Regions from separate parts of the Homo sapiens genome. Here region 1 is linked to region 2. A link is a loop called in an ENCODE intact Hi-C map of the cell type or tissue named here. Cell type or tissue: A673. All regions are shown on one strand. Each heading gives the region's core, and the rest is flanking DNA. Links, peaks and the distances in the headings are about the cores only. Region 1 has its middle 33 kb from the start of MAGED1. Region 2 overlaps NUDT11 (nudix hydrolase 11).

The links. Peaks named below come from ENCODE experiments on the same cell type or tissue, not always from the same donor. Only the 100,000 strongest peaks of a DNase experiment are listed, where the experiment ranks them.
Region 1: it touches region 2 in a loop (13-fold over the local background); 9 of 110 quality-filtered maps call a loop at or near these places.

The regions. Positions count from the first base shown.
Region 1 is chrX:51,853,881-51,866,543 of GRCh38, forward strand. It overlaps a transcript of MAGED1 not described here and the pseudogene LOC100631242. Among named protein-coding and RNA genes, the nearest start is that of MAGED1, 33 kb to the right of the region's middle. In A673, for the core only: a CTCF peak has its summit at 7,005 (motif pointing left); a DNase peak (open chromatin) is centred at 6,991.
Region 2 is chrX:51,482,004-51,494,666 of GRCh38, forward strand. It overlaps NUDT11 (nudix hydrolase 11), which reads right to left. Exons shown (of 2, transcript NM_018159.4): 2 at 8,008-9,746. The coding sequence ends at 9,746. Among named protein-coding and RNA genes, the nearest start is that of NUDT11, 8.3 kb to the right of the region's middle. In A673, for the core only: a CTCF peak has its summit at 5,832; a DNase peak (open chromatin) is centred at 5,858; H3K27ac peaks cover 598 bases.

The DNA.
Region 1 (12,663 bases), core at 2,943-10,942, 370 kb after region 2:
TGTTTCTTCTGTTTTATAGAGGACACATCTGATGCTCAGAAAAGTACAAATACTTGCTCAAGGTCACATAGCAAGTAAGTGGTAATATTGGGCTTTGAACCCAGCTCTGTCCAACCCTGAAACCTACACTGTGTCAGTTTTTGTTCCTGGGTTCTGGAACTTCTTTCTTTTAGGAAGCAGGTAAATGACTCGTGATTTTCTTCCTTGAGTTTTATCTCTCAAGGTCAAGACCATCTATCTCCCTGTCTCTTGGAAGCACACACAGTTCTGTGCTTTTTTCACAAGGTCCTTGTCCTGTTTCTAAGACGTCCTGATAAATAAGTATCCCTTTCTACCACCCACCTTGTACCTTTCAGAACTGAATTCAGGGACATTCAGTATCCAACTGTAACCATAAAGTTTGATTTCCTTTTCAACTGCAGTATTTTCCTCAAAAGACCTAGATGAATTCCCTGCTGAATTTGGAAAGAGCTAAGGACAAAGTGACCCGGGAAGCAATCCTTTTAGATGAAAGGAGGAGGGAGAATGATACAAGTAGGGGTTAGAGAACTTACAGTTTAGTTGTATAGTGGTGGGATAGTTGAAGATTTTGGATTGGTGAATGCCCACAAGGCACCTTGTCATGGTGACAAATACAGGAGCTTTGGAGCCAGACCCACTTCAGCTGAATATCAGTTCACCTACATATTAACTCTAAAATGTTGGGCAAGTCAGCTTCCCTCTCTTGACCATCAGTTTCTTCATCCACAAACTTGGAATAATAATAGCAAACTTTCAAGGTTTCCGTGTGAAATACCAATGATGTATTTCAGTGAAGTGTTTGTGTTTGGTGCATGCTTACTAAATGGTTGTGGTAGTTATTATTATTGTTGTCCCCCTCAAACTTTTCATCTGGTGGGTGCCCTAAGACCAGGCAGGAGAGTTCATTTTTCATTTGTGTGTATGCCCAGTTACTCCTCTCTCCTCTGTTGCATCATCTTCTTCAGTCTCCTGAAGATCTCTTACCGTCTACGTTCTTCCCAATCCTTGCTTTCCTCTCCTAGTTCTACACAGTCAACACCTCCTTTGTTCAGATAATCTTCCCATTTCCCTACTCAATTTAATCTCTTTTCATTGCCTCTGCATTGTCCTCCAGATAAACCAGTCATCCTCATATCACTTTGTTTCTTCATGTCCCTCTCTCCCTGATTTGGGAGGCCACCCCAAAGTGAGACATATCACTGGGTCTCAGCAGGCCTTAATTTCTCAGCTGATTCTCTGTCTTATTTTGTCAGCTTCTTTTCATTAAGTAAAAGTTATGTTTTTCTGTGTATTATTTTTTAAGCTGTTTAGTTATGGATATCTTCCTTTTTTACGTATTTTACATTATAAAAGTAGAGACATGCTCATTTTGAAGATTTTAGAGAACAACAAAACTTTATTAGGAAGGAAATAAAAGTGACCCACAGTTTTATTAACTAGAGATAAATACTATTCAGTAATTGATATATTTCTTTTCAGTATATACAGTTTTGTATCATTTGCTAGGACTGTGTACCACAGTCTGGGTGGCTTAAACAATAGAAATTTATTTTTTCCCAATTCTGGAGGCTAGACGTCTGAGATCAAGGTGCTGGCAGGGTTGGTTTCTTCTCAGGCCTCTCTCCTTGGCATGTAGATGGCCGTCTTCTCCTTCCTGTGTCCTCACATGGTTTTCCTTCTCTGTATATCTCTGTCTTTATCTCCTCTTCTTTTTATTTTATTTTTGCAATTCTCCTGCCTCAGTCTCCTGAGTAGCTGGGATTGCAGGTGCCCACCACCATGCCCGGCTAATTTTTGTGTTTTTAGTAGAGACGGGTTTTCACCATGTTGGCCAGGCTGGTCTCAAACTCCTGACCTCAAATGATCTGCCCGCCTCGGCCTCCCAAAGTGCTAGGATTACAGGCATGAGCCCCCGCACCGGGCTTATCTCCTCTTCTTATAAGGACACCAGGCATGTTGGATTAGAACTCTAATGATGTCATTTTAATTTAACTACCTAACTAGACACTAATGATGTCATTTTTAATTTAACTACCTTTTTAAAGATCTTGTCTCCAGTGTAGTCACGTTCTGAGGTACTAGGGGTTGGGACTTCACCGTATGAATTTTGAGGGGACACAGTTCAGCCCATAACACCTGCTTTCTTCTCTAAAAGTTATCTTTTAAGAATTCCCACTTGTCGATAACAATTCTTTGACAATAGTTCTGATGACTACATAATATCCCATCATTAAAATATACCACAATTTACTTAATCAATTTCATATTCTTGGACCTTTCAGGTGTTTTCATTTTTTCACTAATATAAATGCTTCCATAAGTAGTTTTGTACATGGATGTTTGGATATCTGACTATTTGTTTGGAATAGATTGCTTGAAGAGTGATTATTGGGTCAAAAGGTATGACTATTCTCTGGTTTTTAATTACATACTGCAAAATTGTTTTCCAGAAAATTGTACTAATTTACATTCATACCAGGAAGGAGAATAGTCAGTTAGGCATTCATATAAGCTGCTGGTGGGAATGAGAAAGGAAAAATAAACTCTCATGGTTGTTTCACTTTACATTAATTGATGACTAACAAAATGGAATATTTCATGTATTTATTAATCTGTTTGCATTTCCTTTTTTGTGAACTGTTACTCATGTTCTTTGCCCATTTATGTATGTGAGTCTATCATTTTAGGTGATAAGATTATGATTTAGAGTGAGTTCTACTCTAAAGAGGGAAATTTCAGAAAAAGTGAAATTCCAAAGAATGTTATGGATCCAGAATCCAAGGACTATTGGTCTGAGTCTCTTCTTTGGAGAAGACTTGGCATGTGATGACATATAGGTAAAGGAATGGCTGCAGGAAAGCTTGGCAGGGAAGAGTTGAATGTATTCCTTACGCAGGGAAATTTGTTACAGGCACAGTACTGCCACTTATACTACTGAAGAGAAAGGCTGTGAGTGAATTAACTGAGGAAAGGCAAGCTAGATGCATATTATATATGGGAATCTTCTAGGAAAAAAAGCACAGAGATATGATTCACATGACCATAACTCTTGCAAAGGTTTTAGAATTTGTGAGACACTGGGGAGGTTCTCATGGGGAAAAGTCTTATGTATGTGATTAATGTCAAAAAGCCCTTTGTCAGTGTTCAAGGGAGGTACCTCAGAGTACTCATGATAAAGAGAAACCCTATGAATGCTGTGAATGTAGTGAATATAAAGAAATTTTTAATCATGATGCCAGTCTTACTTACCATCTGAGGACTCACACCTGAGAATTCATTGATTTGTTATGGCCATAAGAATGTGGAAAGGCAGGACATGATTCTCTTTCAACACCAGAAATTTCATAGGGTAGAAAAACTTTCCCAATGCTGGACAAATTGCAGTGGGTGATGAAGCTTTTTGAATCATGCAAAAGTTTATACTGGACAGAATCCCTATGAGTGTACTGACTGTGGGAAAGGCCTCAAGACAAACTCAGACTGTTTTTTTTAACATGAGAGAATTCATAGTGGAGAACAACCCTATGCTCATAATGCATGTGGAAAGGCTTTCAGATCCAGCTCAGACTTTACTAAACATGAGAGAATTCATAGTGGAAAGTAACCTTATGCAATGATGAATGTGGGAAAGGGTATCTGGAGATAACAGACCTTCAAAAACATTAGAAAATTTATAGCGGAGATGGAAAGAGATCCTTTCAGTGTAATGAATATGGAAATGTTTTTAATCTAGAGCTCAAATTTTATTTGTCATCAAAGATAATCTTTTACAATGAATATACAAAAACCTCCAAACAGAAATCAATCCTTGTTCATCATCTGCAGATTCATAGTGGACAGACACTCTGTACCTGTAATGAATAAGCCTTCAATTAGAGGCTAAGTCTTATTCATTATCAGAGGATTCATAAAGGCATCACCTTCTATGTACGTAAAAAATTATGGGTATGCTTTCAGCAGGATATCAGCCTTATTTGATATTGGCAAGTCTATAGCGAGTTCGCTTAAATGCAGTGAGTGTGGAAAGGCCTTCAATCTGAAGTTTAATCTTACTCAGCATCAGAAAATACAGAGTGGCAGGAATCTTATTAATGTAATGTGTGTGGGAAAGTCTTTATGAGAAAATCACGTCTTGGTAAAAATGAAAAAAAGATTCTTTGTAAAAGTTAAAATAGTTACCACATAATTACACGCCTGCCAGTGTGCCAAGCACTACAAGAACTTTACATTGTTTAATCATTTTTTTACAATAATCATACAATGTAGAAATCCTCGTTGTTTTACACACACATGAAGAAACCAAAGAAATGAGGTGGAAAAACTTCCCCAAGATCACATACTAGTCACTGGAAGAGCCAGGGTTTGAGTCCTAGAGAGTTTAATTGTTCTGGGTTTATAGTGGCAATATGTAAATCTTCAAGGATGTGTTAGTCTTTATTCATTATTAAGAAATTCCTTCAGAAATCAGGATTCACTCTTCAGTGAGTATTGGGAGCCTTCAGTCAGTTTTGGAATTAGAGACTCTACATTGGGTTCTATCAAATTTAGTAAGGACTATAAAGACTTTATCATATTTATATTATCCCTTTGAATAGGGATTACTTCCAATCTTGAAAGATTTCATTAATAACAAAATTCTGTTCTCAAATGCTCACCCTAACCACTTTCTGTGGTGTAGACAACGTGGAGTGGGATGGAAAGCACAGGCTCTGGGATTGGCCAGGATAGCTTCACCATCAGGAACAAGGTAGAGTTACCCAGTTCTTAAAAAGATTGAGTAGGAATGGAGAGGACAGATGTGGTGAGAGCTTCAGGAACAGAGTCAGGTCATTCTAGGAATTATAACCAAACAAGCCAAAATAAAGTAGAATTCAGCCTATAAGGAAGTGGAGAAGCTAGGGTATGTGGCATGATTTTCTCCCCAGATGGATTTAGCTATAGGTTGCTTGTGTATCACCCAGTATTCAGAGGAACTTGAATTTGAAATTGCTTCAGGAATATGCAGTACTCTAGCACTGAGTCAAAAATAAGCGTGACTTTCAGAAACTCAAGGTATAAGAAATATTAATAAATTGATTTTCTACCTTCTCACTTCAAGGAGGCAGTGTGCTACACCAGAAAGTATTCAGGATCTACCTTCAGGTATAACTGGGTTTATTTGCCAGCTTAACCACCTTCTAGCTGTGTGACTTTAGTTATATTAATAAATCTCTTTGAGTCTCACCTTGCTCATTTTTTTTTTAGGTCAGGATATAATACTGTACCAAGTTGTAAGGATTCTAGATAAAGGGTATAAAGTGTCTAGTATGGCGCCTGGCATGTAGTACATACCTAATAAATATGTTATTGAAATATATTATTGTTGGTTCTGCAAGGATCTTAACACTCTATAATAGACCTCTCCAACCCCAGTTGGGGAATGAATGTGTTACACTTGTGTTGTGATAGTATTAATCACTTTAGATTATGGGGCTTCTGCTGGCTTATATGGTACCTTTGTGTGAATTGTAAAATAATACCTCTTCCTCAAAAGACTTTCTTACCACTTGCTAGAAAATTGTCATAATAAACACAGATATCTTTGATGGTCATAATGTGAATGGTATTCTGCAGAATCATGCGGCCCACAATTTGCAAAACCTGAAGTTGGTAGGCTGAATAAATGGCCCCCCAAAACTGTCTGCATTTTAATCTCTAGAACCTGTGAATATATATTACCTGAAATGGTAAAAGGGACTTCGGCAGATGTGATCAAATTAAGGATTTTGAGATGCAGGGATAATACTGGATTATTAGGGTGGGCCCAATGTAATCACAAGGATCCTTATAAGAGAGAGGCAGGAGGACCAGACTTATAGAGAGAGAATGTGAGGACTAAAGGAGAGGTCAGAGAGGGAAGAAGATGCTATGCTGCTGGCTTTGAATTTGGAGAAAGGAGCCATGAACAAAGAACTGCCTGGGAGGCAGAGGTTGCAGTGAGCTGAGATCATGCAACTGCACTCCAACCTGGGCAACAGAGTGAGATTCTGTCTCAAAAAAGAAAGAAAGAAAGAAAGATCCTGTGGGTAGGAGTGTGATGGATAGCCGGGTGCATTGGCTCACATCTGTAATCCCAGCACTTTGGAAGGCCGAGGCGGGCAGATCATTTGAGGTCAGGAGTTCCAGACCATCCTGGCCAACACTGTGAAACCCTGTCTCTACTACAAATACAAAATTAGCCAGGCATGGTGGTGCACATCTGTAGTCCCAGCTACTTGGGAGGCTGAGGCAGGAGAATCGCTTGAACCTGGGAGGGGGAGGTTGCAGTGAGCTGAGATCACGCCACTGCACTCCAGCCTGAGTGACAGAGTGAGACTCCGTCTCAAAAAGAAAAGAAAAAAAGGAGTGTGATGGATAGATTGGAAAAGAGAACTGGGTGCAGGGAGACCAGTTAGGAGGCTATTTATAAAGTAGATACTGAAATCTGGGTTAAGGCAGTGGGAATGAAATGAGAATACCATATATGCAATAAATTTGGAACTTGGTCACTGACTAGATATAGGGGGACTGACGGAGAAGAAGGAATCAAGGATGATGCCCAGTTGTCTTTCTGCCTTGGATGGTTAACAAGTTGCAAAAACCATTCATGGAGAACTCAGAATAAGGAGCAGGTTTGTGGGGAAAGAATGACCTTTGCAGTGTCCAAGAGGAATTATTCAGTAGGTAGTCCGGAATTCATTCTGCTGCTGTGAAGCAAGTAGGGTTACAGATAGAAATCAGATAGAAATTTGGTAGTCATCAAATACAGAAGTGGTGGTTTTAATTGAAGTATCAATGAGATTGCCCCGGGAGAGGGTGGTGTGGAGTGAGAAAAAAAAAAGACCCAAGGCAGAATCTCAGAAACCTAGGCATTTTGAGGGAAGACAAAGCTGAGAATCAGCAGAAGAAAGGTAGGAGGGGGACCAGAGGAGATACAGCATTCTTGTTCTGCCCTCTTGTGGCAAGCTGAGTGTGTCCCAGCATAAATCTTCCCTCTCTTGTCTTCAGTCTTCCAGGTCTCTGACTCATAATTCCATTCCCACCCTACCTGGGAGAATGGAGCTGCCAGGTCTTCTCATGGTCATTTCTCAAATGTAAAGCTCCTCTTCGATTATTTCTACAATTCAAGAGCAATTTGGACCCCACCCCCATGTTGCAAAAGAATAAAAAGCAAACAGTGGGGCGGGGCTTCAGTTTCCACATTTATATGCTCCACCATCTTTTGATCTATTCTATTGGCCTCATTAATTTTAGTACATCTCAACTCTCATCATATCCCTTCGCTCCCTTTATAATTAAAAGACATTTTATTTTGAATTTTTTTATTATAGTAAATATACTGTATATTATAGCAAGACCTATGTATGGCTTAAAAAAGAAATAACAAAAAATAGCAGTATTAGCTTCACTTTTTTTCACCACCAGACTTGAACACTTGAAGGCTAGAATGCAAATTAGCCAACTTTGAAATCTACTTCTTTTGGTTTTTATCTAAATACCATTATTTCATGAGTTACCTATTTCAGATATTAGCTGTTGACTTCCCATTATGGTAGATGAAGATTTAATTCACTTTTTCTCCCTCAATTACCTTCTCTATTCTTTTAGTATAGCTATAGCATACTTTCTGGTTAATGATGTTTATACTATTGTGATTGTGCAAACATTGTTCACTAAAGAGACAGGTAGTGAATTGTGTCTATGTTTCTGTTTTGAACACATTTGTATCATTTCTAGAGTTATAATTCCCTTTTATCTGTGTATTTTTATATATTTATATTTGAGGCAGAGTCTTGCCCTGTCACCCAGGCTATAGTGCAATAGTGCGATCTTGGCTCACTGCAACCTCTGCCTCCTGGGTTCAAGCAATTTTCCTGCCTCAGCCTCCAGGCAGCTGGGATTACAGGCGCCCACCATATCTGGCTAATTTTTTTGTATTTTTAGTAGAGATGGGGGTTCACCATGTTGGCCAGGCTGGTTTCGAACTCCTGACCTCAAGTGATCTGCTCGCCTTGGCCTCCCAAAATATCCTTATTTTTTCTGTTAGCTCTATCATATGTCTATTTTTGTGTAACTGCTAAAAAACGTCAGAGTATTCAGAATATTTATTTTCTAGAAATCCCCTTTGTAGAGCCTTCTCTCTTGATCCAGTCTGGGCTGTTTTCAATCCTGAAAGCTTTTGGGATTTCCACTTTATCCCTAATATTCTAAACTTTCATGATGATGTGTGGATATTTGTATATCTGTTGTCCTAGATACCTGGTAGGTAGACTCTTTCAGTTTGTATGTTTTTGTACTTGGACTCTGGAAAGTTTTATTATTTCTTGGATACTTTGTGAGCTCCATAAGGACACATTTTTATCTATTTTATTTATTTCTGTTTTTCCAGTGCCTAAAATAGTGCCTGATACATGATAGACATTTATTTGTTGAATGAATTACTATTTACATTTAAAATAATAAAAATGAAATAATGCCTCCAGACCCACCGACCAGGACAAGAAATAGAACATTATCAGTACTTTAGTGCCCTATCCAATCACACCTTCCTGTCCGCCTCCACCTAGAGATAATACTACCCTGATTTTTGTATTAACAATTTCTTTGGTTTTCGTATATTTTTATCACTTGTATATATGTTTTTAAACAACATATTGTTTAGTTTTGAAAAAATGGAAAAGCGAACACAAACCTAGTTGTACGAGAAAAGGGTACTGTTGCCCCTGTTAGATAGTCTCCCAGGAAAACAGAGGTTCTGCGTCAAAAACTGATTTTAGCTTCTCTGAGAACTGTAAAGCCATTTCTGGGATAATTAGTGAATGAGGTCATGAAATTTACTGTTACTGATGAAAGTCCTATCTGTCTAATTTAATTTTTCTATTGCAGGTGACATTTTCTCTCTTTTCAGCTCTCAGAGTTATAGTTGACAAAAATTATACGTATTCAAGGTGTATACATATTCAAAGTGATATTTTGATATAAATATACATTGGGAAATGATTTCTACAGTCAAGCTAATTAACATATCCATCAACTCACAGTTACCTTTTTTGTGGGAATACTTAAGATCTACTCTCTTAATGAATTTCAAGTATGTAATACATTATTACTAACTATATTCACCATGCTGTACATTAGATCTCCAGAACTTACTCATCTTACAACCACAAGTTTGTATCCTTTGACCATCTCTCCACTTCCCCCACACACTGGCTGACCTTGGGTAACCACCCATCCACTCTCTGTTTCTATGAGTTCAACTTTTTAAAGATTCAGCATATAAGTGAGATGATGCAGTATTTGTCTTTCCGTGTTTGGCTTATATCACTTAGCATAGTGTCCTCCAGGTTCATCTGTGTTGTTGCAAATGGCAGGATTTCCTTTATCAAGGGTGAACAATATTCCATTGTGTGTGTGTATGTATGTGTGTGTGTGTATACACACAATTTCTTAATGCATCTGTTGCAGACACTTAGATTGTTTTCATATTGTAACTATTGCTAAAAATGCAGCAATGAACAGGGGAGTTCAGATGCTTCTTTAAGATAGTGATTTTATCTCCTTTGGATATACACCCAGAAGTGGAATTGCTGGATCATATGTTCAATTCTTAATTTTGGGGGGGAACCTCCATACTGTTTCTGCTAGTGACTGTACCACTTTATACTCTCACCAACAATGTATAAAGGTTCACTTTTTGCCACTTTTTGCCAACACTTGTTATCATTTGACTTTTTGATAATAACTATCATAACAAGTGTGAGATGTTATCTCATTGTGGTTTTAATTTGCATTTCCTTGAAGATTAGAAATGTTTAACACTTTCAATATACCTGTTGGGCATTTGTATGTCTTCCTTGGAAAAAATGTCTATTCAGGTCCTTTGCCCATTTTTAAATTGGGTTATTTGTGTGTGTTTTTTTTTAACTACTGAGTTAACTATGTGAGTTCCTTATATATTTTGTATATTAACCCCTTATCAGATATATGGTTTGTGTATATTTTCTCCTAATCTGTGGGTTGCCTTTTCATTTTGTTGATTGTTTCCCTTGCTGTGTAGAAACTTTGTAGTTTGATGTAGTCCCACTTGTTTATGTTTGCTTTTGTTACCTGCCTTTTTGGTGTAATAACAAAAAAATCATTGTCATGTTCAATGTGAAGGACCTTTTCCGATGTTTTCTTCTAGAAGTTGTATGTTTTAGGACTTGCATTTAAATCTCTAATCCAATTTCCAATTTGAGTTGAGGGGTGTGAGAGAGAGAGAGAGAGAGTGTGTGTGTGTGTGTGTGTGTGTGTAAGATAATGATCCAATTTCATTTTTTTCTGCAATGGACATTCAGTTTTTCCAACACCATTTGTTGAAGAAACTATCCTTTCCACATTATGTATTCTTGATGCCTTTGTCAAAGATTAGTTGACTGTATATGCATGGATTTGTTTCTGGGCTATTTTATTTATTTGTCTATGTGTCTGTTTTTATGCCAGTACCATGTTGTTTTGATTACTATAGCTTTGTAACGTAATGTGAAATCAGGAAGTATGATGCCTCTGACTTTGTTCTTCTTATTCAAGATTGCTTTTAGTTATTAATAGGGGTTTTATTGAATCTGCAGATTGCTTTAGTTAGTACGGACATTTTGACAATATTGATTCTTCCAATCCATGAACACAGAATACTTTTCAATTTATTTGTGTCTTTTTCAATTTCTTCCATTATTGTTTTGTAGTTTTCAGTGTACAGATCTTTTACCTCCTTGGTTAAATTTATTCCTAAGTATTTTATTGGTTTTGATGTTATTATAAATGGGATTATTTTCTTAATTTCCCTTTTGGATTATTTATTGTTAGTACATAGAAATATTATTGATTTTTCTATGCTGATAGTATATTATGTAACTTAATTCATTTATTAGTTCTAATAGTTTGTTTTATGGAGTCCTTAGGTTTTTCTGTATATACGATTATGTCATCTGCAAACAGATATAATTTCACTTCTTCCTTTCCAATTTGGATGCATTTTATTTCCTTTTCTTGACTAATTGCTCTGGTTAGGGCCTCCAGTACTATGATGAATAGAAATGGTGAGAGTGGGCATCCTTGTCTTGTTCATGATCTTAGAGGAAAAGCTTACAACTTTTCAACATTGAGTATGTTGTTAGCCATGGGCTTGTGATATACGGCCTTTACTGCCTTTGGGTACATTCCTCTTATACCTAATTTGTTGAGAGTTTTTATCATTGAAGATTTCTAAATTTTGTTTCTCTTTCTCTTTAAGATTGTAATTTTTTTTCTTGTTTCCTTGAATTCAAGAATTTAATCAGGGTATCCTGAGTATATCTTAGAATGTAAGCTCCACAAAGACAGGGATTTTTGTCTGTTTTGTTCACTGATATATCCCAAGTGCCTAGAATAATGCTGGCTATGTAATAAGTCCTCATTAGATGAGTTGATTAAATTAATGTATGAATGCATAAATTGATGAATGGATGGATGAACAGGTACTCAATCTTGTCTGGAATTCAGGTAGCCCTTTCTTTAGCTCAGGGAAATTTTCTTCTATCATTTAGTTAAATATTGCCTTTCTTCCTTCTATTTCTTTTCTCCTTTAACTCCCCATCCATCTCCCATATTCACATTTTAGGTTCATTGACACTATCCTCTAGATACCTTGTCTTGTATCTCATTGTATCTATTGCTTTTTGGGTTTTTTTGCTCAGTGCCTTGATATAAATCTTGCACTTAATTTTCTAGTCAAGTAATTCAGGGCTCATCATTGACATCATTTTTCATTTTATTGTTTAATTGGAATTTGATACAGTTTGGATTTGTGTCCCCACCTAAATCTCATGTTGAATTGTGATCCCTAATTTGGGAGAGAGGCCTGGTGGGAGGTAATTGGATCAAGAGGGCAGATTTCCCCCTTGCTGTTCTCATGATAGTGAGTTCTCACGAGATCTGGTTGTTTAAAAGTGTGTAGCACCTCCACCCTTCTCTCTCTTCCTCCTGCTCTGGCCATGTAAGATGTGCCTGCTTCACTTTCACCTTCTGCCATGATTGTGAGTTTCCTGAGGCCTCCCCAGCCAAGCTTCCTATACAGCCTGTGGAACCATAAACTAATTAAACCTCTTTTCTTTATAAATTATGCAGTCTCAGGAATTTCCTTATAGCAGTGTGAGAACAGACTAATATAGAATTTGTTTTTAAAGCTTTGAGCTCTAGAAAGTTTTTGTGTGTATATGCTGCATTTTCCTCAGGTGTTCTTATTACTTTTTAGTCAGTTTTTACATATCTTGTCTAATAGCTTTGTTTTATTTCTCTCTGACTGCTGAAACTTTTTAATGTTTGTTTTTATGAATGATCACTTTGTGGGCCTTGATGTAGATTGGAATGTATTTGAGTCAGTACTGCTAGAATATCAACTATGTGCAGATATGAATGGTGTTACTATGGAAACGAGGTCACATGTGAGTTCTGATCTTCACACTGCCTTATTTCCAGCGAAAAGTTGCCATTTCTTTAGAACACTGATTGTCCCCGGATAAAACTGTGAACATTCCAATATTTAGGCCTAGTCACCTTGGACACAAATTGCACTCTGAAATATTGTTCTTTCACTGAGAGCAG
Region 2 (12,663 bases), core at 2,576-10,575:
CCCTGGCCTTTAATGAAAAGAATGTGGCTTTAGCTGCAGCCTGGGAGTTTGGAGATACCTGGTATCTTAGTCAAGTAAATGATAGAATGACAGCCGAAGAAAGGGACAAATTGCCTACCAGTCAGCAAGCCGTCCCCAGTATGGATCCCCACTGGGACCTCGACTCAGATCATGGGGACTGGGGTAATAAACATCTGCTGACTTGTGTTCTAGAAGGACTAAGGAGAATTAGGAAAAAGCCCAAGAATTATTCAATGATGTCCACCATAACTCAGGGAAAGGAAGAAAATCCTCTGCCTTCCTCAAGTGGCTACTGGAGGCCTTAAGAAAATATACTCCTCTGTCACCCAACTCACTTGAGGGTCAATTGTTCCTAAAGGATAAGTTTATTACCCAATCAGCCGTGGATATCAGGAGAAAGCTCCAAAAGTGAGCCCTGGGCCCTGAACAAAATCTGGAGGCATTATTAAACCTGGCAACCTTGGTGTTCTATAATAGGGACCAACAGGAACAGGCCCAAAAGGAAAAGCGAGATCAGAGAAAGGCCGCAGCCTTAGTCACGGCCCTCAGACAAACAAACCTTGGTGGTTCAGAGAGGACAGAAAATGGAGCAGGCCAATTGCCCGGTAGGGCTTGTTATCAGTGTGGTTTACAAGGACACTTTAAAAAAGATTGTCCTATGAGAAACAAGTTTCCCCCTCACCCATGTCCACTATGCTGAGGCAATCACTGGACGGCACACTGCCCCAGAGGACAAAGGTTCTCTGAGACAGAAGCCCCCAACCAGATGATCCAACAACAGGACTGAGGGTGCCCGGGGTAGGCACCAGCTCAGCTCATATCATCGCTCTCACTGAGCCCCGGGTATGTATAACCGTTGAGGGCCAGGAAATTGACTTCCTCCTGGACACTGGTGTGGCTTTCTCAGTGTTAATCTCCTGTCCTGGACAACTGTCCTTAAGGTCCGTTACCACTGAGGAATCCCGGGACAGCCTGTAACCAAGTATTTCTCCCACCTCCTCAGTTGTAATTGGGAGACTTTGCTCTTTTCACATGCCTTTCTTGTTATGCCTGGATGTCCCACACCCTTATTAGGGAGGGATATATTAGCCAAAGCTGGAGCTATTATCTACATGAATATGGGGAACAAGTTACCCATTTGTTGTCCCCTGCTTGAGGAGGGAATCAACCCTGAAGTCTGGGCATTGGAAGGAACAAACTCCGGACACACCATCTTTAAGAACTGTAACACTCACCGCGAGGGTCCACAGCTTCATTCTTGAAGTTAGCGAGACCAAGAACCCACCGGAAGGAAACAATTCTGGACACAATAAGAGCCCATGTTCTTTGGTACATTTTATATAAACCTAGGAAGCAAGAAGTCCTGAACTGTGTATCGATATTAGCAGTTTATAGATGAGAACATTCCACAATTTTTGGAACATGTTTCCCACACAGCAACCCCTTTTTAATTGGAAATGACCCAGACATCCAATAAGCATCCAAAACAATTCTAAGATTTTAAAGTATACATAAGTCTACTTACAAGCATTTATGTCATTTATATGTACCCAATTTTCCCATTTCTAACAGTTTATTTAGATTACTTCTGAAAATTGAGATATTACACAAAGGTGGTCATTATTTAAAGTTATTTCCCTGTTAACCATTTTAAAGCCTGTAAACATTAGGTGTTTAAGTAAGAACCTTAAACATATGGGCATTTTGTCAATAACTCAGATTTAGAAGTTACCACTGAACTAAAATTAGTCTCTGTCAAAAAAAATATACAAACTCACCACTTTATGGTGAAATTCACACTGCTAAGCTATTCTTTCATGAGATTGGAACTTGTTTACATGGCTAAATTTTGTTTGCCCCAATACATAATCCAGTAAAAGCTGTGAACTTAAATTTTGGTAAAGCACTCCCTGTGGTGGCTTTTTTTTAAAAAGAAACATTTTACCCTTTTCCCCTTCAGTTTCAAGTGAGTTTCCAATGTTTACGTTCTAGTTAGTCCACAAATAATGAGTCCTATCTCAGTACCAGCAGCTTAGTAACAGCAGATTTAAAGCAGGCAGAAAAGAAGAGAAAGATATAGCCTGGCAGGCCTCCACACAGAAGCCAGGTTTTACAAGTGGGGCATGAGAAAGAAAGGAGGGGAAGAAGGTTTTACGAGTGGGGAATGAGAAAGAAAGGAGGTAAAGTGACTGAAAGGAAACTTGGGAGCCTTCCAGCCATCACACAGTGCAGGGTCACTACCCCCACCATTCTCATTTATCTTCCATTAAAGAGAGCCTCAGTACCCCAAGTGGGAGGCTCTCCCAGATAGTCAGAAGGGTGAAACTGGAGGTAGAGAGTAAAGTGATCAGGGCCCATACACAAAGTCATACATTTACACATGGAAACAAACAGCATGCTTCCGAATGAATCACCAATCAAGGGATTGGGTGAGGTCCTGAATCCCCCGCCCCAGTTCCAAATGGCTCCACAGGCAGCTGAGTCCAAGCCCAGCAAATGGTCCTTTGGTGTTGCACATACAAACAAATGTAAATGTATAAAATGATGAAATGGTGTCACTATCAGCCAAGTCTAAATAAAGCAGGGCCCCGCAGCACCCCAAGAGAGGCAGAAGGTGGTCAGGTGCACTCTAACTCACTCACTCAATTCCAGAGTTTGCTGGCTTCTTCAGAGGTCACTTTCTTTGTACCCGTGAAGGATTGAAAGCAGCAGACATCATGCTGGGAGGTGAAAGGGAGGTTCACCAAGAACAAAAGCCTTTCTGGCAGCTGCTGTGAAGTTCCCTAATGGTCCTGTCACGGGTCTGCTAGCCAAGAGCAGCTGGCACTCACAGGCGACCCCACGCCTGACCCAGTGATGAAACCAGGCTGACAGGCTTGGATCGCCTAGGGCACACAGAACTTCCCCATATGGGCCACCAAAACTGTAACCAAAATGCAGGTTCAGTTGCTTGCCACTTGCATAGTCCAATTAACAAGAGCGAGGTCTGGTATAAAGAAAGTGACCTTTTATTCAAAACCTAGCTTAGGGGAAGAAGTACAGACTTCCTTCCTTAAAAGCACCGCTTCACTTTTGGAGCAGAAAGTGCATGCTTTTAAAAGGGGGCCTAGAATAAATGGCATGCAGGGGAGGAAGCAAACAGGTGGGTGTCTGCGTGCTCACTTTGTTGCTTCATCTACCAGGCAGTCGAGTTGGCTTCTTCATGGACAGAACTAGGTTGTAAAGGTGGTTGAAGCTCTCCAGGCGGGAGAGTTTTGTAGCAGGCATACTTTGGGCTGTAAATTGACTGTTGTCCTTTTGGCAGTCTCCTTGTGGGAGAGAGTTCCACACTGGAGCTTCTAAGCACATAGTTAGATGAAATTGCCTTGTAGGAAGTGTCTAGTGAAGTGGAGGTAAAAGGTTATAATTGAATTTCTAAAGGGCTAAGCAGGAAGTGGGGAACAGGGAGAAAAGGAAAAAACAGAAAAGGAGTAACCAAAATAAAAAATAATAACTCATTCTCTTTTTCTTAGAAATATGAAATACTCAGTTACATAACCATCTGGAAGTCCTTAAATGTTGATACTACTCAAAGAGATCTTCACTGTCCTCTCTCTACACTCTCTACTGGATGATCTCATTTATATCCTCTTCACCTACTGCCCATGCACTGATGACTCCAAAATCTACATCTCCGGCTCATTCTTCTTTCCTAGGCTGCACATCAGGGTATCTCCGGCCTTTTGAACATCTCCAAGTTAATGCCCCTTGGGTACCAGAAATTCACATTTATAAAATTAACCTCACATTCTTCTCAGGCCTGCATAGGGGGAAGAAGTACAGGATTCCTGACTTAAAAGTACCGCTTCACTTTTGGAGCAGAAAGTAGGTGCTTTTATATTTTTCCTCTATTAGGTTCCATCTAAGGGAATGGCACACCATCAACTCAGTTGCTCCAGCCAAATATTCTAAAAATATATCCATGATATCCACACCTCTCTCTCAACTCCAACATCCAATTAATCAACTTATACTCCTTTAAATGCCACATATTTACATCTTTTTTTTTTGAGACAAAGCCTTGCTTGGTCACCAAAACTAGAGTGCAGTGACACAATCATAGCTCACTGCAGCCTCAAACTCCTGGGCTTAAGCAATCCTCCTGCCTCAGCCTCCCAAATTGTTGGGATTACAGGCATGAGCCACTGTGCCTGGCTCACATATTTCTTGAATGTATCTACTTCTTTCAACATAGTCAATACCCTAGTTCAGGTCACCATCATTTCTCACCCGGACTATTACCACAGCCTCTTCTTAGCCCTTTAGCAAACAATTTTCTACTCTTCGGATTGAGGTCATGTCTCCTTTCCTCAAATCCCTGAACAAGTCACATCAGACTCTCTATAATCTAGATTTTTCTTACCCCATCAGTTTCATCTCCAGAAGATCCTTTCTTTTCTTTTATACCCTTACACTACATTCTAGACATAATGAACAAGTTCTTGTTCCCCGAAGCACCATATTTTATCTGTCTTCCAGAACCTCACATTTATTCTTCCTTCTCTGTGGAATACCCTTTCACTACTTTTACTGGCTAAATCCTATTTATCCTTTAGATGTCAAATTACATGGCATTTCCTCCAAGAAACTTTTTCTCTTCTTCCTAGCCTCATATAGATTAGTTCCCTGTACTATGAGCTAGCAGAGCCGACTGAATCCCCACTATCATAAAAAATACTTAGTACATTTTGTTGGAATGTATAATGTCTCCTCAATACACTGAGAGTTCCATAAAGACAGGAGCTATTTCTGATTTGCTCAACCCACATACCCTGAGGTAGCAGAATTCTTGGCCTAAAGTTCTGAATAGCTTTATCACAGCTAAAGCACAGTTGTAAGGATGGAGGCACTAGATCAGTGCAAATACTTGACTATTTATCTACCAGGTTAAACCTAGATGGAAAAATACAGCTTAAATAACTCAAAATTTTACTGATTGAAACATGATGAAGGCCCCTTCTTCATATATTAAGTACTAAGATTTAATTCAGAATTAGAAAAAGGTCAATGTAAATAGTCTTGGACAGCAAGTGTTTCTGGGAAAGGTTTCCTTGCTCTAAATCAAATGTAATAGTAAACTTTTAAAAATAGATTTTGTGTATATTTAAGGTATACATGTTATGGGATACATATAGATAGTGAAACAGCTACTATAATGAAGCAAATCAACATATACATCATCTCACAGAGTTGCGCTTTCTTTTCTGTTTTTGTGGCAAGAGCAGCATTTTTTTTTTTTTTTTTTGAGACAGAGTCTTCATCTGTCGCCCAGGCTGGAGTGCCTTGGCTCACTGCAAGCTCCGCCTCCCGGGTTCACGCCATTCTCCTGCCTCAGCCTCCAGAGTAGCTGGGACTACAGGCGCCTGCCACCACGCCCGGCTAATTTTTTCTATTTTTAGTAGAGACGGGGTTTCACCGTGTTAGCCAGGATGGTCTCGATCTCGTGACCTCGTGATCCGTCCTCCTCGGCCTCCCAAAGTGCTGGGATTACAGGCGTGAGTGACCGCGTTCGCCCAAGAGCAGCCATTTTTAATGGCAGAATGGCAACAGCATTCTGCATACCTGGTTATCTAATCCCAACTTTGTTCTGTATTGGAAGCGTGACCTGTATCATTTTACCTAACCTTGCTGAGACTCAATTTTCTCATCTGAAATGGAGCTAACAGAACCTCCCCTGCCCCCATGTGACTTTGAGCTCAAATAATTTATGTGAAAATAGTGTAATAAATTTTTCTTTAAAAATACATTAGGACTGAGCTAACTCCTTAAATGTCCACTAGGGTGCATCATGCCACCACTGGAACCATCTGCTAAGAATGACTTTGCAGTCTACCTACATAGTCTTCTTTTAACACCCAAGAAATGAGGTCTAAGTTTGAGTGAGTAGATAAAAGAAAAATAATTGTTACCAACTCTGCCCTGAGCCCTCTATCCCCTCAGCACTAGCCCCAAAGTCTAAACTCCCAGAGGTCTTGGCCTGCTTCTTCACATTGCTGTGAAGACTTACACAGGTCACAGTGTTAATGGATCTTCTTGGACCGTGGATGGGCTTTTTGGTTCTCCATGTTTACCATCCGGTATAAAGGAGGACCACTGAATTCATTATAAGCTGTTGTCATCATCTTCATCTAAAGAACATGAGCTTTTGAGTAAGATAAAACTGAATTTCCATTCCCAACCCACCACATTCCAGTCTTTTGATTCATTTCACTGATTTCAGGTTTATAGCCTTAATTCTGGGAATAGAAATTTGAGACATCTCAAGTGCTATTTGGAGACTGAGTTGAGGGAACAACTTTCCCCTCTCCTCAGGTATGGGAATATCAGTGTCCATAATTTGAAATTGCAGACTCTCAGTTTTTGGTAGTGGTAGGGGTTGGAGGATGGAGGGATTTCTCTAGGCCATTTGGAGTCAGCGTGGGTCAGAGGACTAGTCTAGCAACAAAACCTACAAAGTGTCTGACCCTTCAAGTATACACTGTGCAGTAGTTGTAAATTGTATTTTTTGTATTACATTTCCCTCACATTATCTGGTAATCTTCAGTAAAATCTCATTAAAAGTCACGGCCTAGTCTCTGATGGTGCTGTAAGAAATTAGGGAAGGGTGTGGGCACATTATGGGGTAAGAAGGTAGAAGAGGGAGAGCAGGATTCCCTTTTGAGTCCAGAGTTATTTACCACTTGGATACCACTGTGCCCAGAGGAGCAGCAACTTCATGAGGGTCAGAGCCTGCAGAGAGGCAGTGATATGGTGGCTTGCTGAGAAGCCAGAGAAGACAAAGACAACTTTCTGGAAAACAGGTAAACTAATAAAAGGCCTACTTTTAGCCAATACACTGCAATTGTATGATTTATTACAAGAGCACCCCCTCTGAATTGATGGCTTGTCCCCAGCCTCAGTGCTTGGTAAGTAAAAAGTCTGTGTGGGAATTAGGAAACAAAAGCAAACACAAAACAGGCCTATTCCACCCTGCACTAAGTCTTGGTGACTAGAGCTTGGTCTAAATTTCAGACCCAAGTTTTCTGCTATGCTTTTTATACTTATGCAAGGCAGAAGCAGTACAAATTCCATTATGGCCCTGCGCATTAGCCTAAAAAATTCTAAGGAATAGCGAGATGCCTGTATGGCATATACTTAACAATAAAAAGATCATGGATTATTTGGAAATATTCTGGATGAGGCACACCTGTGCTATCCTTGTTTGAATTATATATATTTGTAAATAGAAAGACTGGAAATTATATATATTTAAACTTGGTTATCTGTGTAGAGGAATCGTGTGATTTTTTTACATGTAATTATTTAAATTTTTATTTTTAATTTTTTTGAGTACATAGTAGGTATATATATGTATGGGGTATATGGGATATTGATAAAGGCATACAATGTGTAATAATCACATCAGGATAAAAGGTGCATCCATCACCACAAGCATTTATCCTGTGTTACATGCAATCCAATTATACTTTTAGTCATTTTTTAACGTACAATGAAATTATTGACCATAGTCACCCTGTTGTGCTATCAAATACTAGATCTTATTCATTTTTTATTTATTATTTTGGAATTTTAAAAATTTTCTGAAATTGAGATGAATTAATTTTGTAGTCAGAAAAAACAAATTCAGTGCCCTTTTTTAAAAAGGTAAATAGTAGAATGAGTGTCCCAACTGGAACCTAAACTTATGTCCACCACTAGGGTTTAAAGTTTTCCGGTAATGTGTGACATACTGAAGGGGATAAAGTCCTTTGGCATGTAGAACTGGGGGCTTTGCAAGGAAAAATTCACACTAACGGAAGAGCAGTCTGCAAACAAGTTTAGCTCAAGAACAAAAGCTAGGTTTTCGGAGAGGAGGAATCAATCTTTCTGGGCTGTGGATCTGTCTTCTGATCAGCCTTCTGCACTTAAGTCTAGGAGAGAGGGGGCCTACAAGTAAACTCTGAAGAATACTTTTTTCAATTTTTATTATGGAAAATTTCAAACATATACAAAAGTATAGAGAATAGTATAATGAACTCTCAAACATCCATCACACAGCTTCAGCAATTACCAATTTATGGCCAATCTTGTTTCATCTATGTACTCAATTACCCCACACTCAGATGATTTTGAAGCGAATACCAGTAACATATCATTTCACCTGTACATTTTTCAGTATACTTCTCTAAAAGATAATCATTTTTTAAAACAACATAACCACAGTACCATATCACATCTTAAAAAACAATAAATCAAGAAGTTATATTTTTATTTCAAATTATGTAACAACTGGGGACACAATCAATACATTTCACTGGTATCATGAGGAAGAGTGTCACACTAAAATGGAGTCCAAGCTTTTATCGATGCAATTGCTTTATAATATAAAAGAAAAAATCAAACAAACTAGCATATTAGAACCACTTTTGGTAATTTGTAAGGAGCTGAAGACTGCTGATATCACACATCCCATGGCAAACTCCGTAAGATTTCTTCTAAACATCTTTGTTATTTTCTTAAAATTGTTCTGGAGGCAGCTGATGCAAGTCCTCTTTTTTAAAAAAACCTTCACTTTGTGTTCCCCTCTAATAGCAGCCTCTTTCCTAAATGCCTTTTCTAAATGACAACAATTTTGCCCTCTCTCAGCCCTCTGCATTCTCATATGCAGAAACCAGGTAGGATGAGGAGCTAGCTGTGTGTACTGGAAAAGGGATGAAAACTACAGCCAAATGGATCAGTGAGAGAGGCAAAAGAAATCTAGACAAACTAAATGGCATAATTAAGTTTGGAAACTGCCTATGATATAGCCTGTTGGCTCTGGCATCAAATAATACAGTATGTTAAATCTGTAAAATGAGGAAACAGTGTTTCCTCAAAGAGATGTTAAGATGACATGTAAGAAGTGGTTAGGGCAGGCATTGCAAAAAAATGTCTTATATATCATTTTAAAATTTATTTTTATAAAAACTCACAACATTATTTTGCGTCCACTGTATTTATTTTTACAATTACCTTTATAGCAAGTGATAGTTTTTGAATAAAATTTAAGCAAATCATCAACAGTACAAAAACACTAGAGTTGTTACACGAAGGACTGATTCTACAAAACATTACCCTAGGTGATGGCATAATCTTAAAACTGTGCAGCTACTGTGTGGTATGACATAGAAATAGGAGTAATAATTCTTGTCCTCAAACATCTTACAACTGTCTTGAAATATTTCTGAAACACCTGATACACAAAAGCCACACACATGGTGCCTAGATAGCATATACTCTACTAGCACCAGATTGGAAGGGGAATGTTTTGCCACACGGTGATTACAAAATATTAATTGAATCAAAGAACCTTCAGTGATGCCAACCATATTTCAAGTAGTGTCTCAGATGCAGAATATGCAAAGAGTAAGGAAAAATAGTCTTTGCTCTCAAAGACATCATAGTCTAATGAAGGCAGACACATCAAAAAAGCACAACAAAAGGCTATAGGTGCTGAATTAAGAGTCTATTCACGTATAAGAGTACAACAACCAGAGCAAGAGTCAGTGGTATAGACAGGGAAGGAGTGTCCCAAGATGCAGGAAGAAACCAGATGAGCTGTCTTCTTGGGAACACAGAAGTGCTCACCTGTACTTGACAATTCCACTGATCACTGGGTTCACATCAATGTTTCTTTCAGCACAATACTGAACATCTTTGCTGTTCATCTGGAAAAACAAACCAACACACAATTAGCAGGCTTATGTTAATAATTCCTCCAACTGACAAATGTACCAAGAGCTTATTATGTACATCAATCACTTTGCATCAAGCACTTCACTTCCACAGAATTATCTAATGCAGATGCAATCAATGAGTCTGGATCAGCAACTGAGGGGTTATAAGCCAATGTATACCATGATGTAAAAAAGTCAGGAAAGCAGCGATATCAGAAGTTTTGTAAAAGAGGAGTGACCATTTAAGACATAAAATATCCTAAATTCCATGTTACAGACTCTAGACTCATGGAAATAATTCAGGCTGATTCCCACCCACGAAAGAGTTTTCAGTCCAGTGACCACATGGCCAAGAAAACAGATTAAGTACAATAAACTCTGCGAACCATGACACAGAAGAGGGTTTCTTAACCCAGGTGGTCAGGAAAGGCTTCTCATTGGAGATGTTTGTAAAGTGTCTATTTTTACTATCTCCAACAACAGATTTTTTTTTTAAACTGAGCGTCAGATAGTTAGATAACTTGGCTTAAGTTTCAGTGAGGAAGAACTGGAACTAGATCTGTCTGACTTCAAACCCCCAATGTAGTTTCTATCACATCATGCGCTCACTCTTTTTTTTTTTTTTTGAGACGTAGTCTCACTCTGTCGCCCAGGCTGGAGTGATCTTGGCTCACTGCAACCTCTGCCTCCTGGTTTCACGAGATTGTCCTGCTTCAACCTCCCAAATAGAAGGTATTACAGGCACGTGCCACCATGCCTGGCTGATTTTTGTAGTTTTACTTCATTAATAATTAGAAGTAGAGTTGGGGTTTCGCCATATTGGCCAGGCTGGTCTCCAACTCCTGACCTCAAGTGATCTGCCCACCTCGACCTCCCAAAGTACTGGGATTACAGGTGTGAGCCACCATGCCCAGCCCATGCTCTCTTATTCTTATAAAAGTGTTATGTTTTAGCACAGTCAGCATAGTAACTTCCACTTCTTATAGTGCTGTTTGCCCAAACATATTTAAAATCTGCTAAATACCATTAGTATTAATAGCTATCTTATCAAGAGACCACTACCAGGAAAATATTGTTTAAAGTCTTTCAGAGAGTACCTGGTGGCTCCCCCACAAGGGAATTCTAGAGGTGAAAGCTCTGCCAGGCAAATACACATTTTCTAACTGTAAACAAATTGGCATTCTTATACTAACCTTCTGAAATGAAATCACAGAAAGAATTTAAAACCTTTACATCAATTGTTGCAAATGAATCTATGCAAATAAAGCAACAAAATTATTTTCGAGTTTCTTCCCTTTAGTTTGTTTCTTTAAAGTGTAGTCAACAGATTTTGTATCTAAACACACACATACTTCTTGAGAAAAACTGTATATATTATAGACACAGCACCAATTGTTTCCAGTATATGCATCTATATTAATGTTTCCTCTTTATATATTCACAAGAATAAAACACTTGACCAGCTGAAAATGTAAGCTATTTATAAAACATGCAGAAAATAAATCTGATTCATGTCTGCAAACCTCAATTGTCTGTGTACTCTTTTTCCTTTCTTTATCAAGACAGGGCTGTAAAATTTAGGTGTACATTTTTCTGCTATCACAAAAGAAATAATGTACAAGTGAACTCTACTACTCTTAGAAGGAAAAAAATCTCAACTATACATCAAATTTTGGAGCACTGAAGTGGCAGAAATTTTCTATATACTACCTCTGTTCTAAAGAAATGTGGTGCCACTGTTCCGAAAACAAATCTTATAACACATTTAAGTATAGGTAAACAAAGTACAAATCTCAGTTTTTCAAAACATTTTCTGTACTAATGCTTTTAACTTGAAACTCTTGACTTAGTTTTGAAGAGAAAAAAAGAATCTCCTTGGCGCTCTTAACTATTCTGATGAGACTAAGTTCCAGAGAATATTTTACAAAAACTACTTAATTTAACAGTACGCCTTGAAAAGTAACACTACATATTCTAAGTGTTTCTGGAAAAAAAAAAAGAAAAGGAAAAACCACGACATATTTATAAGCTAACAATTCTTAAGAGAGGGTTACTATGAATGCTGTACATTAATTTTTACTTTGTCAGATACATAACTTAAGAACCAAATAAGATGATGCATAATTACTTCTAATGATAGAAAGTACGAGTTAAGTCTCCAAAGTAATCGTGACAGTGTTTCATGTGGAACACATTTCATCTACAAAAATATCCATAAAATACAATCTAGTATACCTCCTAGGTCAATATTAATGTAGAAACAAGAACCTTCTGTAATAATTAGGTTATTGAGGAAAATCTTAAGATCCATTTTAGACTGAATAATTAAGTCAAATTGTTTGGAATTTAAAATATGTGCTTCATGATGATGAAATAATCTGTACAACAAATAACCATGACATAAGTTTACCTGCGGAACAAATCTGCACTTGTACCCCTGGAATTAAAAGTTACAAAATATTTTTTAAAATATGTGGTTCAAATATATATATTCAACATGTATCACTTTGTTAAGAGAAAAATAGAAAAATACTCCGTATTTGATCAGACCATGTAATTCAGATAATAAAACTGTTGTAAGTTTTAAAAAGCCACAATTTCTAGTTTACTCTTTCCTTTGATAGCATTAGTGCAGAAAATATTTTGAGAAACAGATTTGTACTTTGTTTACCTATACTTAAATGTGTTGTTGTAATATTTCTTTTCAAAACAGTGGCACCATATTTCTTTAGAAAGTGCAACGGCACTCACTGTTTAGCAGCATAAAAAATATTATTTGTGAAATTACAATGTACTCCAAATAGAGAAAAATATTTCAGTGTTTTGAAGGGTAAAATACAAAAAGCACACAAGGGGGCAGCAAAAAAAAAAAACAGCAGAGACGGTTTCAAAAGGAACTTTTCTATGG